Linked DNA regions of Homo sapiens: region 1 is linked to region 2. A link is an interaction called in ENCODE POLR2A ChIA-PET data of the cell type or tissue named here. Cell type or tissue: PC-9. All regions are shown on one strand. Each heading gives the region's core, and the rest is flanking DNA. Links, peaks and the distances in the headings are about the cores only.

Region 1 (5,000 bases), core at 1-5,000, 130 kb before region 2:
AGCAGAAGCACAGAGATCATCTGGGAGCTTGTTAGAAATGCAGAACATCAGGCCGGGTGCGGTGGCTCACGCCTGTAATCCCAGCACTTTGGGAGGCCGAGGTGGGTGGATCACCTGAGGTCAGGAGTTCGAGACCAGCCTGACCAACATGGAGAAACCCCGTCTCTACTAAAAAATACAAAAATTAGCCAGGAGTGGTGGCGCATGCCTGTAATCCCAGCTACTCGGGAGGCTGAGGCAGGAGAATTGCTTGAACCCAGGAGGCAAAGGTTGCAGTGAGCCGAGATCGTGCCATGGTGCTCCAGCCTGGGCAACCACAGTGAAACTCTGTCTCAAAAAAAAAAAAAAAAAAAGAAATGCAGAACATTAGGCCCCACCTCGGACCTGCTAATCACAATCTACTCAATCATTTTAACCATTATTTATCCAGGTGACTGAATGCATATTAAAGTTTGAGAACCCTTCATGATATAATCATATGAAAGAGCTTTTAACAGGACTATTGAGTAGGCTCAATTTCAACACAATTAAGTCAGAAAGTCTAGTGACTGGGGTATCTGTGTGGTTTAAACACTCTCCAGGAGATTATAGTGTGCACCCAAGGTTGGGGCACACTGCTCTGCTCTTTCCCAAAATGACATATAGATAAAAATTTCACAAATCCCTTGTAAACAAAGTAGATTTCAGAGTCTAGATTCAGAACCTATAGAATCAGAAATCATAATTTCCAGAAAAGAAAGCTGTTCATCTGTATATTTAACAAGCAACTCAGGCTCTATTTCTTTCATCTGGTGACCTTGTGGGAACTCATTTTTTCCTGTGTCCTTACATCCTTCACCAAAGGACAAGAGGCAGTGGAGTCACAAAGTAGGGAGACAAACATGGAAAGGAAAGAAATAATGTGAGATGAGAAATAGATTCCAAAATATCCAATAGGGTGGGGGCAGAGGTGGAGGTGGGACTCAAATCAGCCTGAATCCCTTTGTCACTATCAAGAGCCACTGCTGCACTTAGATGAGTGAATGATTCCCAACAACTGTAAATCTCTTTGTTTGAGAAAGGACTGATGTTGAAAGGGCACATTTCAGAGACGATAACCATGGTTTGGGGGAAGAGAGAGATCAAATCAGAATGGGTAACTTGACTGAGAGTCTTCTGGTTCATTACAAAGGGAATGAGTCAGTATTCTGTAGGACTGTGGGAAGCTGTCCTTTGGATTCTTTCTTTGCTTATGTGATTCTCAGTTTGAGGAATACCAATTTCGAGAATGTGTAGTCTCTCTACTGGTAAATGTAACACAAAAGTCAATAACACGTTTCTAATACTGGTATTGATTATAACACATTATAATGCATTATAATACATACTCATTGCATTTGTTCAATGTATCTGCTGTCTTGATATAGAGTACCGGGTTGGTTTGAGAAATTCTTTTTCATAAAATTATGTTAAGTTGTATTTCAAGAATTTTTTAAGACCATGCATTGATTTATAGAATTATTTATAGTTTTATTTATATTTTGCAGTAGGAGAAATACCATGTGTTTTAAATATCTACTTAAAAAAATACGCGGAGTACTCTACTAGGTGCTGCAGATAGAAAATAGAGGATAGAGCCTCCGCTTCTGAAGTGCTTAAAATTTATTTGGAGTCAGAGGTGTCAGAACTTATATGCACAAAAAAATTAGTAACAATGGAGCAGAGGATATGTTGACAGACAAATGGGAGATTTGGATGGTAAGTGTTAAAGGAGTTGAGAGTGCTGTTATGCCTGTGGGCATTGTGCTTTGTGCTATCCCTAGAAAACTTGCCAGTGTGAACTAAGAGACTATTTTTGTATTTCATTACCAATTCTCACTGTAAAACTTTAATGATTATTTAACTTCTCTGAATAATAGCTGAATGCAAATGCAATTAAAAAACATATTTTTTTGAATTTCCTTTGATGCTAAACTTAAAGGAAGTTTAGAGACACAATAAGTTATCCTTTCTAGTTTGAATATCTAGAGGAATTAAAAGACCCTAAGGTAATTCGCTTTTGTAATATGGACCCAAACTGGATATTTGGTTGATAACTATTTTCTTGCCTTCTCATTCTAGCAAGGGGTTGTGATTTCCCAACAAAGACAGAGAGTTGCAAAACAGCAGGACTTTGCTAGAGTTAGTAATTAATTAGGTGCTAAAAGTACCAGAGGCTCTGAGACACAGTGTGTGACTCAAAGGGATAAGAAGCACCCAGAATTTCAAACAAGTGTCACTTAAATAAACAGAAAGTCAAGTGAGTCCTGTCTGTGGAATGGGAAATGGTCAATTGACATCAGGAGCCACTATGCAACTGTGTAATACAACGTTATAAGGATTAGTCACGATATTTTGCAACTTGTGCATGACTGGAGGTTTTTTTCTCAGTTCTGTAGAAGGTGAGCAATTATCTGCCTGGTAGAATTCACAGAAGTCAAAATGAACTCTTAATGCACCATAGTGTTCAAATAAATAACCAGTCCTTCAGAGGTTCCCACCAGCTGACTTTCCTCTACCCCTTTAATGTATATTAATCAATCAAGTTAATTATTAATATTAGTAGACAAGCCAAAGCACTTTACTAATCAACTAATAGCTGGGGACCCAAGGCCAAGCAAGAGCTTTCATGACTGGGAGGAACATTCCAGAGAGAAAATTATATAAGTGGTCATTTTGTCTAAAAGGAAATGTGTTTCTCCTATGGAGTAGAAGAATTCCTGCATAAATACAGATAAGTGTTAAGGTGTTATTCAACTTAAGATTTTATGGTTTCTTTCCCATATTATTTCCAAGTTTCTTTATGTAACTATTTAAATTTTGAAGTGGTAGGTACTAAACACTGTAATAGGGTCTATCAACATAAGATAGTGGAAGATCATCAGAGCTCACAAATAGATCTATAGGTAAACATTATGTGTGTGTGTGTGTGTGTATGTGTATGTGCGTATGTTTTTTAAAATGTGGGTTCCCTGCAAGAATGGGAAAGGAGAAAAAAGATCTGATGTAACTTGATTATCCTCGAGTGAGTATTATTCCTATGAGGGATTTCATGAACATTTTTTATTATAATTAATATATGGTACAGAATGCTTCAGTGTAACATTGAGAACATTTTTGTTATGTTGAATAAGTCTGCCTGAGGTTGAAAATGCAAAACATGTAAAACAACTCTTAAATGTATTCAAGTTTTAAGAGTTTAGAAGAATTAAGCAACTCTCTGATTTTGCGCTTTTTTTTGCAATATAAAATTAATACATGTATGTCTTGCCATAAAGAAACATGTAACTTGCATATTTGCAAGTGAATATGTGTTCGTCAGAGACATGAGAGGCCAAATTTCATTGAATTTGGTTAGTAAACTTTAAATTGTAGACATAAATGTTTCATGACAGGTTTATTTGATTTGATGGCATGTATTAAATGCTAATTCATTAAAACATTATCTGATTCATACTAAAAAAGCTATTACTGCAAATTTGGAATTTTTTTACTTTATATTACAGAACCAGTAGTTAATTACTTTCCTTTAGAGATCTCTGGTCCTGGCACTAGTAGATGAATGAGTTGGAGTTACAAATCAGTAGTTGACTTAGCAGAAACATTTTAGCTGTGTCCATTAATAAAGACTGAATATTGTTTTTTCTTTTTTTTCTTTTTAAGACAACTTGTAGTTTTTTTTTTTTTTTTTTTTTTGGAGGTTGGGACAGATAGTTTCGTAGCATGAATGCTCCACATTTTAAAATGTGTATTGAGAAAGAATTTACTGGATCAAGTCTTTCCCATCAACATACTCTAGAGGGAGTCAAATCTAAGAAAGTTATGTTTAATGCATTTCAAGTGCTGTTGGTTTTTTAAAAATAACTTCCTCTTCTTGGTGACAATCTGTTTTGGCCCTCTTAGTTAATAAGGATGCAGTCCAGGAATTGGTTAGAACCGGGATCTAATGAGGCCAAGGTAGAGACTGATTCCATGTGTGAACCATTTAGCCACTTACAGAGAAAATACCCCTTCCCTTGGTCACAGACTGCTTGGGTCAGCATGTGAACCAATGCATACTTAGGCATGAATAGGGAGAGAGTGAAAGGTAGGATGTGGAGTAAAAGAGTATTTACAGGCCAGGAAAAACTACTCCTTCCCGAATGGAATAATAAACTGCAATATGGGTCTCAATAATGCCATTAGTTAGCTGTGTGAACTTGGAAACACCTCTTAACCTCTTTGAAATTCAGTTTTTCAATTGTACTAAAACGGAATTTTGAGCTAGAAGGTCTCAGGTCTAAGTTTTATGATATTATTTCGATAGAAGAAAGTTTATGGTTTGTATAAAAGTGTATCTTGAAGATCTGGGTATGAGCCAGTAGCTCCTGTAGAAATCTTGGAAGTCTGGGCTGGGCGCGATGGCTCACGCCTGTAATCTCAGCACCTTGGGAGGCCTAGACAGGTAGATCACCTGAGGTTGGGAGTTCGAGACCAGCCTGACCAAAATGGAGAAACCCTGTCTCTACTAAAAATACAAAATTAGCTGGGCATACCTGCCTGTAATCCCAGCTACTCAGGAAGCTGAGGCAGGAGAATTGCTTGAATCTAGGAGGCAGAGGTTGTGGTGAGCCAAGATCTCGCCATTGCATTCCAGCCTGGGCAACAAGAGTGAAACTCCATCTCAAAAAAAAAATAAAAATCTTGGAAGTCTAGCATTTTGTTTTTAATATACTTTTGTTCTAAATATTCTTGTATCATGCACAACTGGATTACATGTACTTCTGCCATATATCTCCTGTACTTTTTAAAACGTTTGTTCCTTTTATTGCACTATTTCTTTCACTTGATGTTTACTGAGCTTCTATTTACAGTTATAGAAACCTCACATGCTCTTTAGACGCAACTCAGCTGATGTGAACTCCATGAAACACTCCTTGTCCCTTCTTAACACTATAAGAATGATTTCTACTTTCTCTGAACTTCACTCAAATTTTGCTGTT
Region 2 (10,809 bases), core at 3,457-8,456:
GCCAAGGCGGGTGGATCATGAGGTCAGGAGATCGAGACCATCCTGGCTAACAAGGTGAAACCCCGTCTCTACTAAAAATACAAAAAATTAGCCGGGCGCGGTGGCGGGCGCCTGTAGTCCCAGCTACTCGGGAGGCTGAGGCAGGAGAATGGCGTGAACCCGGGAAGCGGAGTTTGCAGTGAGCCGAGATTGCGCCAATGCAGTCCGCAGTCCGGCCTGGGCGACAGAGCGAGACTCCGTCTCAAAAAAAAAAAAAAAAGAAAGAAAGAAAGAAGGTCAGAAGAAGGTCAGAAAGGGACTTTGCTTCTGAAGTCCTTCTAATGTCCTTCAGTTCAATGTACTCAGCGTAGCAAAGCATGATACTTTGTGGTTACATTTTCTGAGCCCCAACAGTAACATATTTAAGTTTCCTATTCTTATTGTTGAATGGTCTATTTCTCTCTTCAATTTAGTCTGTTTTTGCTTCATGTACTTTGGAAATCTGTTGCTAGGTGCATTTATGTTTATATTAGATTGAAGCAAAAGTAATTGTGTTTTTTGTCATTAAAAGTGTTATATCGTTTTTCCCCTCAAGTTTTCATTACTGCTTTATTTTGTGTTAAGTAGATATTTTCTAGTGTACCATTTTAATTTTTTTGTTTCTCTTCCAATGTTGTTAAGATATTTTAATAATGGCTGCCTTGGAGCTTACCATAAAATTTTAATTTATAACAGTTTTATTCAGAATAATGCCAATTTAATTTTGACAGTACACAAAAACATTAAAAGTAATGGCAAAAACCTCAATTACTTTTGCAATAACCTAATAATTACCATATCTTCTTAATAGATTGACATTTTTATTATTATAAAATGTCCTTTGTCTCTGGTAACAATTCTTGCTTAAAATCTATTTTGTCTCCTATTAATGTAGTCACTTCATTTTTTACACTATTTGCAAGATGTATCTTTGCCCATCTTTTTACTTTTAATCTACTTATGAGTGAATCTAGAATGAGTCTCTTTTTGACAGAGTTGGTTTATTTATTTAGTTATTTATACCATTTTGGTAAGCTCTTCTTTTTGATTAGAGAGTTTAATCCATTTACATTTAATCTAATTACCGATAAGGTAGAATTTACATTTGCCATTTATTTTCTAAATGTGTTATATATTTTTTCTCCTCAATTCTTTATTACTACCCTCTTTTGTGTTAAGTAGATATTTTCTAGTGTACCATTTTAATTCCTTTGTTTTTCTTACAATATGTTTTTGAGATATTTTCTTAATGGCTGCCTTGGAGCTTAGTATGATTTTTTAAAAATTTGTAACAGTTTTGTTCAGATTAATGCCAATTTAATTTTGACAATACACAAAAACATTGCTTCTGTGTAGCTCTGTTTTCCTGCTCTTTTATGCTCTTATAGTTACAGTTACATATTACATATTGTGTACCCATCACCTTCGACCTATAATGATTCCATTTTGTAGTTGTTTCTAAATCAGAGGGAAAAGGCATTACAAATACAAAATACAGTTACATTGTCTTTTATATTTATCTTGTATTTGACTGTATTTGTGCCTTTTGTTTCTTCATATAAATTTGATTAGTGACCTAGTGTTCTTTCACAATTTGAAACAGAACTATAAGCAAAAGCCACGACTTCAGTACACTGAAACCTAAAATTCAATGACATGGGAAAATATTTATAATATATTTATAAATTTTTAAAAGTCAGTTATAAATCATCAATATGTGTGCTGTAATCTTATGTATATAAAAAGTAAATATATTTTATATAGACGTAGAAAAATTTAAAACAGACAAGAAATGTATATGCCAAATTATTAACAATGTTTATCTCTGTGTAGCAGAAATAATGGTAATTATTAAATTTTAAATGATTTTTTCTTTGTTTCTAAGTTTTTTCTTTGAATATATATACCTTATATAAAAAGAAAAACATCGGTGTGACTACTTCTTAATGTATTAGTCCTCAATAAGATGTTCACGGAGAGATTAAAAGAACATAGTATTGAAATAATTTGTTCAGGTCATTCAGAGTTGTATCTTAAACAGTCTCTTAACCAGAACCCAACTAGAATGTAAGCTCTTTAACACTTATTTATATAGCTTTACATCTACAGAATGTTAAGTACACATGCACATGCAATACATGTTTGTTCAGGATATGAATCAATGAATCAATAACTCGGTGAATGAATATATGAATAAACAAATGAAAATGATTATAGCCTATATATGCGTTGCTTCTTCTGAAGCTACTTGGAAGAAATTACTTGTTAGAACAACACTTGAGACTCTTTAGTTGCAATTCTGAAATGAATGATTTATTGCTTTTAAAACAGTATGAGATACTAGGTGAAAAGCTGTATGTAAATGCGAAATATTATTTTATTAATTGTGACTTGTAGAATGATCTGAAAGATTCATAACATATAGTGATTGCCAAAAGCAGCCGAGAAACCCAGTTTGCTTTTGACAAATAAAAGTGAAATTTGGAGGGGAAAAAATCATATTCAAAGTTATTCTATATAAGCTGAGACTTACCAGACTTACCATGCCAAATGAATAATATTTACTTTCATTTAAAATTTATATAATCCAACCATAGAAAGTTTACATAGCAGTATTAAATATAGCTATTATTAATTTATACCGTGGGGCCATGATTAATGTTTTTTCTGCCCTAAGACTTTATTTTTTTTCCTCTTTTTCTCAAACATGTTTGGCATTTAGAAGTTTTAACGTAATTTCCCCCTTTGGTTTCACCTGGGGTCTCTGCTGTCCCAGAACCTCCTTCTGACCTCAGTGTTGTGTTTTCATTTAAAATAGGGCATGTATATAAATGTCAGCAATACAGGGCAATTAGAAGTTTGAAAAGGGCTGTAACATAAACCAGCATTATAGTGAAATGGATATTGCCTTAAGCTGCCTGCAGTTCACTTGCTGTTGGAAAGACAATATCCTGCCATTCTCCCATGGTGGCCTTCAGTTGAACACATTTGGCTGAGGATTGACCCATTATTAAGATAAGTCTCTGCCTGGCTTGAAACAATGAAGAAACACAGAGTGAGTGAAGCCAGCAAATTGGGCTGGTAGTTAGCAAGCATTGGGCAGAAATGTGACACTGGATTAGACTTTAATAGCTGTCTGTGGTGCTATCTGTGAAATCCAATACTGTCCTGATTCCCTTGAATTGGACAGTACGTACATGCTCTTTGGGCTTGTCCAAAGTTTTCAGGTTTTTGAAGGAACTGCTATTTATTTATTTAGGCATGTGTTTATGTTATTTTTATTTTTAACACTGCCACCAATAACAAGACAAAAGAGTTTAGCACTCCTGACATTAGCTTACGTTTATTGATTTTCATTTTCTCTACTGCTAGGAATCCAGACCACGAACTGTTTTTGCAAAGTTAGAAAATGGAATATGTTTTTACACAAGGCATATCATATTGTTCCAATTTACCCACTTCCAAAGATGCTCGACCTTTTTGCACTCAAGGATGCTTTCTTTCGCTAGCTGGAGGCTTTTCGACACACTGTCAGCTGAGCTCTCGCTTGCTCCATGTGACCTCAGAGCAAATTTTCAAACAAGATAAGGTTGCTGTTGAAAGTCTCTCCTGGGCTTGCAAACTTTGTCCTGCCTGTTCTGGTGTTTCGATGAATAACAAAATGCAAAAGGGTACCACGCCTTTCCACATTCTATGTACTCTGGGTCAAGACCTTTTTTTTTTTTTAAGACCACATGAGGTTTGGTGGTAAGGAGAGAACAAAGTTTGGGGGACAATCTACGAAATTACCTGTTTTTTTGCTCTTAGGATGAGTCATTTTAATTAAATATATCTCCGGTGAGGTGTTTCCATGATCCTGACTTTTAGTTCCTTAACAACATTTCACCTTGTCAAACTCAGCTTTGTAAAACTCATATGCAAAGCTGAATTGAAATGAGGGAATCTAATTGAGTGTAGAAGGGAAACCTATATCACCGGTTTGCTTGTAAAAATCAAGGTTTCTATGCAGGCTATGAGCTATAGTTTTGGCTGTTGTAAGAAAGACTTTTAAAAATCCTTGCTGTCAACATGCTTTTGAGGTTTTCCAGACTTCAGGGAAAGTTAAATAGACCATGAAACATATAAGAAAGTATGCCTGGGCCATGAGAATTGGGAGAAACTAGAATGGTCTACAAGTGAAGTTGGTTGGATCTCTCCTGCTGGAAAAGTTTAGTGACATTTGAATTCCTGCACCATTTTGCTTGAGATGGCTTAAGTGACACAGGTGTCAGAGTGCCTATGATGGTTTAAATTCCAACTGTCCCTAGGCAAGTATGTGGATTAAACAGCTTTCCACAGTCAAATTTACCTACTCTATTTCAAATTCTATGTAAGTGCTCTTTCTTCACTTTCTTCGCATACTTTTCTATATAACTAGGTATGATTGTTTCCAAACAGATACATAACATCCTTTTACAGTAAGTACAGTGTAGAAATATTTCTCTCTAAGTGAAGAAATTGGGCCTCAGAGACAACTGGAATGGTACCTTTGATGTGCTTCATGAATCAAGATGGTTACTACATTACTAAGACCAGAGAAATCTAAAACATTAAGATTGAAGTCACTTGAATTTCATTGTTTTCATATCATCCTGTTTCCCAATATTCTCAGCCACACTTCTGCATATGCCTAGCAAAATCCTATTTTCAGACTTTGTAACAGCTATTACAACATTTTCTTAATATTTGCAAAATGCCTACTCACCCCAGCTTTCCTCCCTTTTTATCAATAGGCTCACTCATATTAACAAAGAACATGGAGCCCATTCTAAACTTCCTCAGGTAAAACTTTCTCAACATTTTGGCCTCAAACCAATCTATATCTTTATCCGTCATTTCTCTTCTCATAGAAAAGGCAGATTCCACCTCTGCAAAGCTACACTTCCACTTGTGTACTTGCATCTTTCCCATTCCTAAGTCTTGATCATCAATGGCGTTCTTTTTTTCCGGTGGCCAGAAGTGTATGTAAATTGCTGTCACTCTACTTCCTTCCCAGAACTTGGCATTTTAAATCTTTTAATTTTTAGTCACTTTGGCAAGTATATGGTGGTATCTGGTGTCTTCAATTTGCATTTTGATGATTACTCGTGAAGTGAAACTTTAAAAATATGTTTTGGCCACGTAGATACTGTGTTTTTGAACTATCTGTTCAAGTGTTGTTTCCCTGCTTTCTCTGTTTGTTTTGTCTGATATTCCAAAACCTTGTATGTAGTCCTCACTGTGTCTTCTCTACTTTTGCAAAGTCCCAAAGCAAAGTGAAGAGGATTCACTAGAGCCATCTTCCTTGGTAAGCCCTAGACTCAACTACAGTACTCCTACTCCCAAGAGGCTGTCAAAACCATAGCTCAATCTTCCAGAACCTCCCTCTTTAATTGTCAAACTCTCCTAGGGTAGAGTAACCCTAAATTCTGTTCTTATCTTCCTGGGCCTTTGTCCTTATTTTAGATTGTTGGATGGTAATGTTATGATGTCTTATTGGTTCTCTAATTTAAGGATATGATTTGTTTTATTTTAAAATATTTTATCTAGTTTGTTCAGTAGTCTTCAGTTGGAGACAAATTACCTACACTTCTATTAGTAGGAGGAGATGTCACTCTTCCTTTTTTTTATGTTGCTGTTTCTTGGTTTTAATCACCAGAAAGTTACTTGAAAGGCTGTTTTTCCTCTGCGTTGCCTCTACACTTCTCCTGACTTTGTCCTTGTCCTTCTTCTTTAAACTCTCTTTGTGTCTTTTCATCTAGTTTTATGCTTTCAACTAACAGAGCTCAAATCTGTATCTCTATCCTAATCTCTTTGTTTTGAGTGAAAGACTCCATCTCCAGGCAGCCCAATGGACATATCCATCAGTATATCCTGAGCACGGCTCAATCTTAAATGATCAAATCTACATTTTTATTAAGCTCATTCCTACCCCTGGCCGGGATTTAATCATGTTCTTATATTTCTTAATTTGTGGATGGTGTCATCAATAAGTACTGTCACTTTTTATTAATGTCGCTATTTTTCCAAATTTGAATCCTCATACTCCTTCTCTGACTCCCTGCTTCCAATCTAATCAATCATTAAATCGTGTTGATTCTTTTCATTGATACTTCTCTAACCATTCTCCATTTCTTAAAACCTTAGAGACATAAAAGTAAATTTCTTAGACAACAGACACTAAAGCTGGATTATTTGGTGAACTGTTAGCTAAATGACCTAAAGCAGATTACCTAACAACTCTGTGCTTCTGTTTACCTACCTGCAAAATAGGCATGATAACAATAATACCTAACTAAAGAAGACTGTAAACAACGCCACAATCTTTTCCTCCTCTCTCTATCCTTACCCTTTGCAAAGTGACTTTGCAGCCCTTATCATCAAGAGATGAAGTTGATTTCCCCACCTTAGAATTTGGGCTGGACTGTGCCCTGCTCTAGTTAATAGAGTGAGGAAGATATGATAGTATGTCTTTTCTCAACCTAGGTCTTGAGAGGCCTTGAGTGCTTCTGCTTGCTCAAAATTTGCCCGGTTACCATGTGAATAAGTCGGATTCAGGCTTTGGTGAATGAAAGACCATCCAGAGTAGAGACAAACCTTCCTAGCTGAAGCATTCTAGTTCAGCCAGCCCCCAGCCAACCTGGCAACTGACCAAAGATTATGTGTGATCTCAGCCAAGCCTAAAAGAACTGCCAGGATGATGTGCTAAATAAATGGTGGTTGTGTTACGGCACTATATTTGGGGTTATTACCTAGAAAATACCAACTGATAACACTACTTCATAGGGTGGTAGTGAAGATTATATGAGTTAATATGTGTACATTGTTAGGACATTGCTTGGCAAATAGGTAGCATTATTTAAATGATAGTTATTGTTATTATTATTCTTATTTTCCTCTCTATCCCTAGAGGAACTCTCATCACCAATTAATTCTTTTCTCTTTTTTTTGAGACTGATTCTTGCTTTGTCTCCCAGGCTGGAATGAAGTGGTGCCCTATTGTCTCACTGCAACCTCTGCCTCCTAGGTTCAAGCAATTCTCCTGTCTCAGCCTCCTGAATAGCTGGGATTACAGGCACACATCACTGCACTTGGCTAATTTTTGTATTTTTAGTAGAGACTGGGTTTTGCCATGTTGGCCAGACTTGTCTTGAACTCCTAACCTCAGGTGATCCTCCTTCCTCGGCCTCCCAAAGTGCTGGGATTACAGGCATGAGCCACTGAGCCCAGCCTGTTAATTCTTAAGTGTTCCCTTTGCTGTTTATCCCTTCCCCTTCAAGTCTACCATTTAGATCTGTCTTGTTAGTTATCTTCTAAAATACAAGTTCAATCATGTCAGTTTCCTGTTTACAAATGAATCTTTACTAATTACATTTGAGTCTAAACTTCTTAGTTTAGTTGTTTGAGACCTATTTAATTTTGTCTTTTTATATATTACCTTAATTTATCTATGTTTTTAGGCATGACTGCTACCCTATATTAATTATCAGTAAAATAACTAAAAGTAAGACATAAATAGTGTAGAGACAATTACTTTTAGTTGACTCAATATGGCATTTGTGTTCAATTCTGTTAATACTGAGTTGTAGATGAGGAATATAATAATAATCCCAATATTTATCATATTAAAATAAGATTTGATTTATAGCACCTTTTCTATAAACTAATCCACCATAAAATGCTATCTGTAAACTGTTCCTGTTAGATTTATTTGCTATAAATATAACTCGTAGTGCATATGCATTGTTGGATAATGAAATGCTCTACTTCAGGAATTTCCAAATGCAGGTCCCCTCATTGACACTGGATTGTTGCACAAGAAAAAAGCCAGGGAGCTTTATAAAAATATGAGTATTTCAGTGCCATTTCAAAACTTCTGAGTAAGAATTTCTAGTGATATAGCTAGGAAATCTGTATGTTTTCAAATAACTTTTGGCTCATATACCTACCTCTGTTATAGCTAAGAACATTTCTAGTTATTTAGACTAAGTTCATTGAAAATTCTCCAGGAAAGAAAAAGCTTCTGTTTAGACAATATGAAATCAGGGACTGGAATTCTCTTTAGGTGTGAATAATTGTAGGCTGTTTGTTTTTTTATTTTACCAACTGTAGATCTGCTAATAACTTAATTAACCCTAGCAGAACATGCCAGAAGTATGGTAAAAGCACATTGCTTTCTAATGTGAATTTCATTTTGATTGAACTAAGCCAAATTGTGGATATAGAAACCGACTTTTAAAAAACATTTGAATTAATTTTGGAAATTCAAAGTTGATGGAATTAGAAAGTGTTCTCCAACCAAAATAGCATTTAAAAAAATCTAGAGCCTGATTTTGTTTTATCTTATTGGAGGTCAGTCTACCTTTGCTTCATATAACCTAAAGGTTAAAATATACCTTCAGGTACGAATTCCATGTGTGTCTGAAACCCTTCTTTTCTAAAGCTGTCCAGTACTTTAATAGGAACATGATTTCTTTTATTGTTGTATTAAGTGGTAAAGTGATTACAGGCTAACTTCAGTCCTGTGTGTGATAAGCCATCAAGTTATGCAACATAATAATGATAGATATACACTCAAATTTAATCTATCTATAGCAGCCCAAGAGTAATTTTTTTTGCTCTGAAGAGTCTTCATTTTGCTATGAAGAGTATCACCCAGAAAATGCATAGATAATCACAGGGGAACCCTCTTCACCCTGTTTAGACCAAGTTTGGAATTTTGACTCTAATCCCGTCTTTCCATATGTTAAATAGAGTATCCAAAGTACCCACCTTAGGCCAGGGGTGGTGGCTCACTACTGTAATCCCAGCAGGTTGGGAGGCCAAGGTGGGCGGATCACCTGAGGTCAGGCATTCAAGACCAGCCTGGCCAATATGGTGAAACTCCTTCTCTACTAAAAACACAAAAATTACCTGGGTGTGGTGGCACATGCCTATAATTCCAACTACTTGGGAGGCTGAGGCAGGAGAATTGCTTGAACCCAGGAGGTGGAGGTTGCAGTGATCCAAGATGGTGCCATTGCACTCCAGCCTGTGTGACAAGAGTGAAACTCCATCTCAAAAACAAACGAACAAACAAAAAACAGAAAAAAACAAAGTATCCGACTTAGAGAATTACTATAAGGATTTAATGAGGTAGTATATGAAAATATTCTTAGCCCTAACTTAGTAACCTATGAATGTTAGTTACTATAATTCAAAAATTATGTCGTCACCTCTTAATTATCATCAAACATAAAATGTAATTGAGTCTTACATAAATCATGTTTAACTTATGATTTATGATTAGCTTTATAATTCTGTAATGGAACTGACATTTTACTAGAAATGAACAGACAAGAATTGAATAAAAACTGCCATGAATAAGTAAATTTAGGCAGTTGCTTCAACTTCCCCCAAGCTTAGCCTTCATCTCTTGATATGGTTTGGCTGTGTCCCCACCCAAATCTCATCTTGAATTGTAGTTCCCATAATCCCCACATGTTATGGGAGGGACCTGGTGGGAGGTAATTGAATCATGGGGGTGATGGTTTTAGAAGGGGCTTTTCCCCCTTTGCTCAGCTCCCATTCTTTCTCCTGCTGCCCTGTGAAGAGGTGCCTTCCACCATGATTGTATGTTTCCTGAGGCCTCCCCAGTCATGTGGAACATTGAATCAATTAAACCTCTTTTCTTTATAAATTACCCACTCTTGGGTATTTCTTCATAGCAGCATGAAAATGAACGAATACATCCCTCAACTAAGGTCAAACTGTAGATGCTTTGTGCTTTACATAGATAAAATATGATACGGTATGTCAAAATTGTTCTGTACACTACATTGTTTTTTAAGGATAAGGTATTATTATTATCAACAACATCTCGATGCAAGTTCTCATTACATATATAAATATTTGTAGAGTCATTGTAGAATAGTTTAGGCACTTTTCACATCAACAGTATCAATCAATTCAAATAACAGTTTGAATAGTTCTATGTAAGTAGTAAAATCAGAAGTATTTCATAGAGAAATCTGGTCCACTGTGGTTTTAGTAATCGCCTTTCCAACAATTACTGTCTAAACTTTTTTTTTTGCATCATCTCTACGTTGTTGATTGTTGCTTCTAAGATATATTGCTATTTAACTTATCGAGTATTTATGTTTGGTGTCTCTCAACTTGGGAAAGCAAAAAAAGAAAAAAAAAAAAGGAAAACAAAAAAACAACTTGTCCTGGCTGGGCACGGTGAGTCACACCTGTAATCCCAGCACTTTGGGAGGCCGAGGCGGGCGGATCATGAGGTCAGGAGATCGAGACCATCCTGGCTAACGCGGTAAAACCCCGTCTCTACTAAAAATACAAAAAATTAGCCGGGCGTAGTGGCGGGCGCCTGTAGTCCCAGCTACTCGGGAGGCTGAGGCAGGAGAATGGTGTGAACCTGGGAGGTGGAGCTTGCGGTAAGCCGAGATAATGCCACTGCAGTCCAGCCTGGGCGAAAGAGCAAGACTCCGTCTCAAAAAAAAAAAAAAAAGAAAAACAACTTGTCCCAGGTTGATAGAAAGCAACTTAAGGGTAGGCATCATAATTTAGATTTCCCGTTTCTCTATTTTTTTCCTGCTCAGCTTTTGATAAATACGGCAAAATAAAAGTGAGGGTAAATGTATTTAAAGTCAAAATATTTGATTATCTCCCTCACTCACAGAAACAGAATCTTGAATAAAATAAAAATAATGTAAATGGTGGGGGGACTACGCTCTTTTTAGTCCATTGTTTTCATATTCATAGTAGCCCTTTGAA

What was found. ChIA-PET counts read pairs that join two places held together with the same protein. Peaks named below come from ENCODE experiments on the same cell type or tissue, not always from the same donor. Only the 100,000 strongest peaks of a DNase experiment are listed, where the experiment ranks them.
Region 1: POLR2A ChIA-PET joins it to region 2 with 10 read pairs; 2 of 35 experiments call an interaction of 5 or more read pairs at or near these places.

What each region holds. Positions count from the first base shown.
Region 1 is chr6:127,099,764-127,104,763 of GRCh38, reverse strand. The region is part of intron 4 of LOC105377989 (a long non-coding RNA gene); the gene reads left to right. Among named protein-coding and RNA genes, the nearest start is that of RSPO3, 16 kb to the left of the region's middle. In PC-9, for the core only: a CTCF peak has its summit at 3,865; a DNase peak (open chromatin) is centred at 2,263; H3K27ac peaks cover 2,540 bases.
Region 2 is chr6:126,968,686-126,979,494 of GRCh38, reverse strand. The region is part of intron 7 of LOC105377989 (a long non-coding RNA gene); the gene reads left to right. Among named protein-coding and RNA genes, the nearest start is that of RSPO3, 140 kb to the left of the region's middle. RefSeq lists an enhancer at 2,700-3,270. In PC-9, for the core only: no CTCF peak of the experiment used is centred there; no DNase peak of the experiment used is centred there.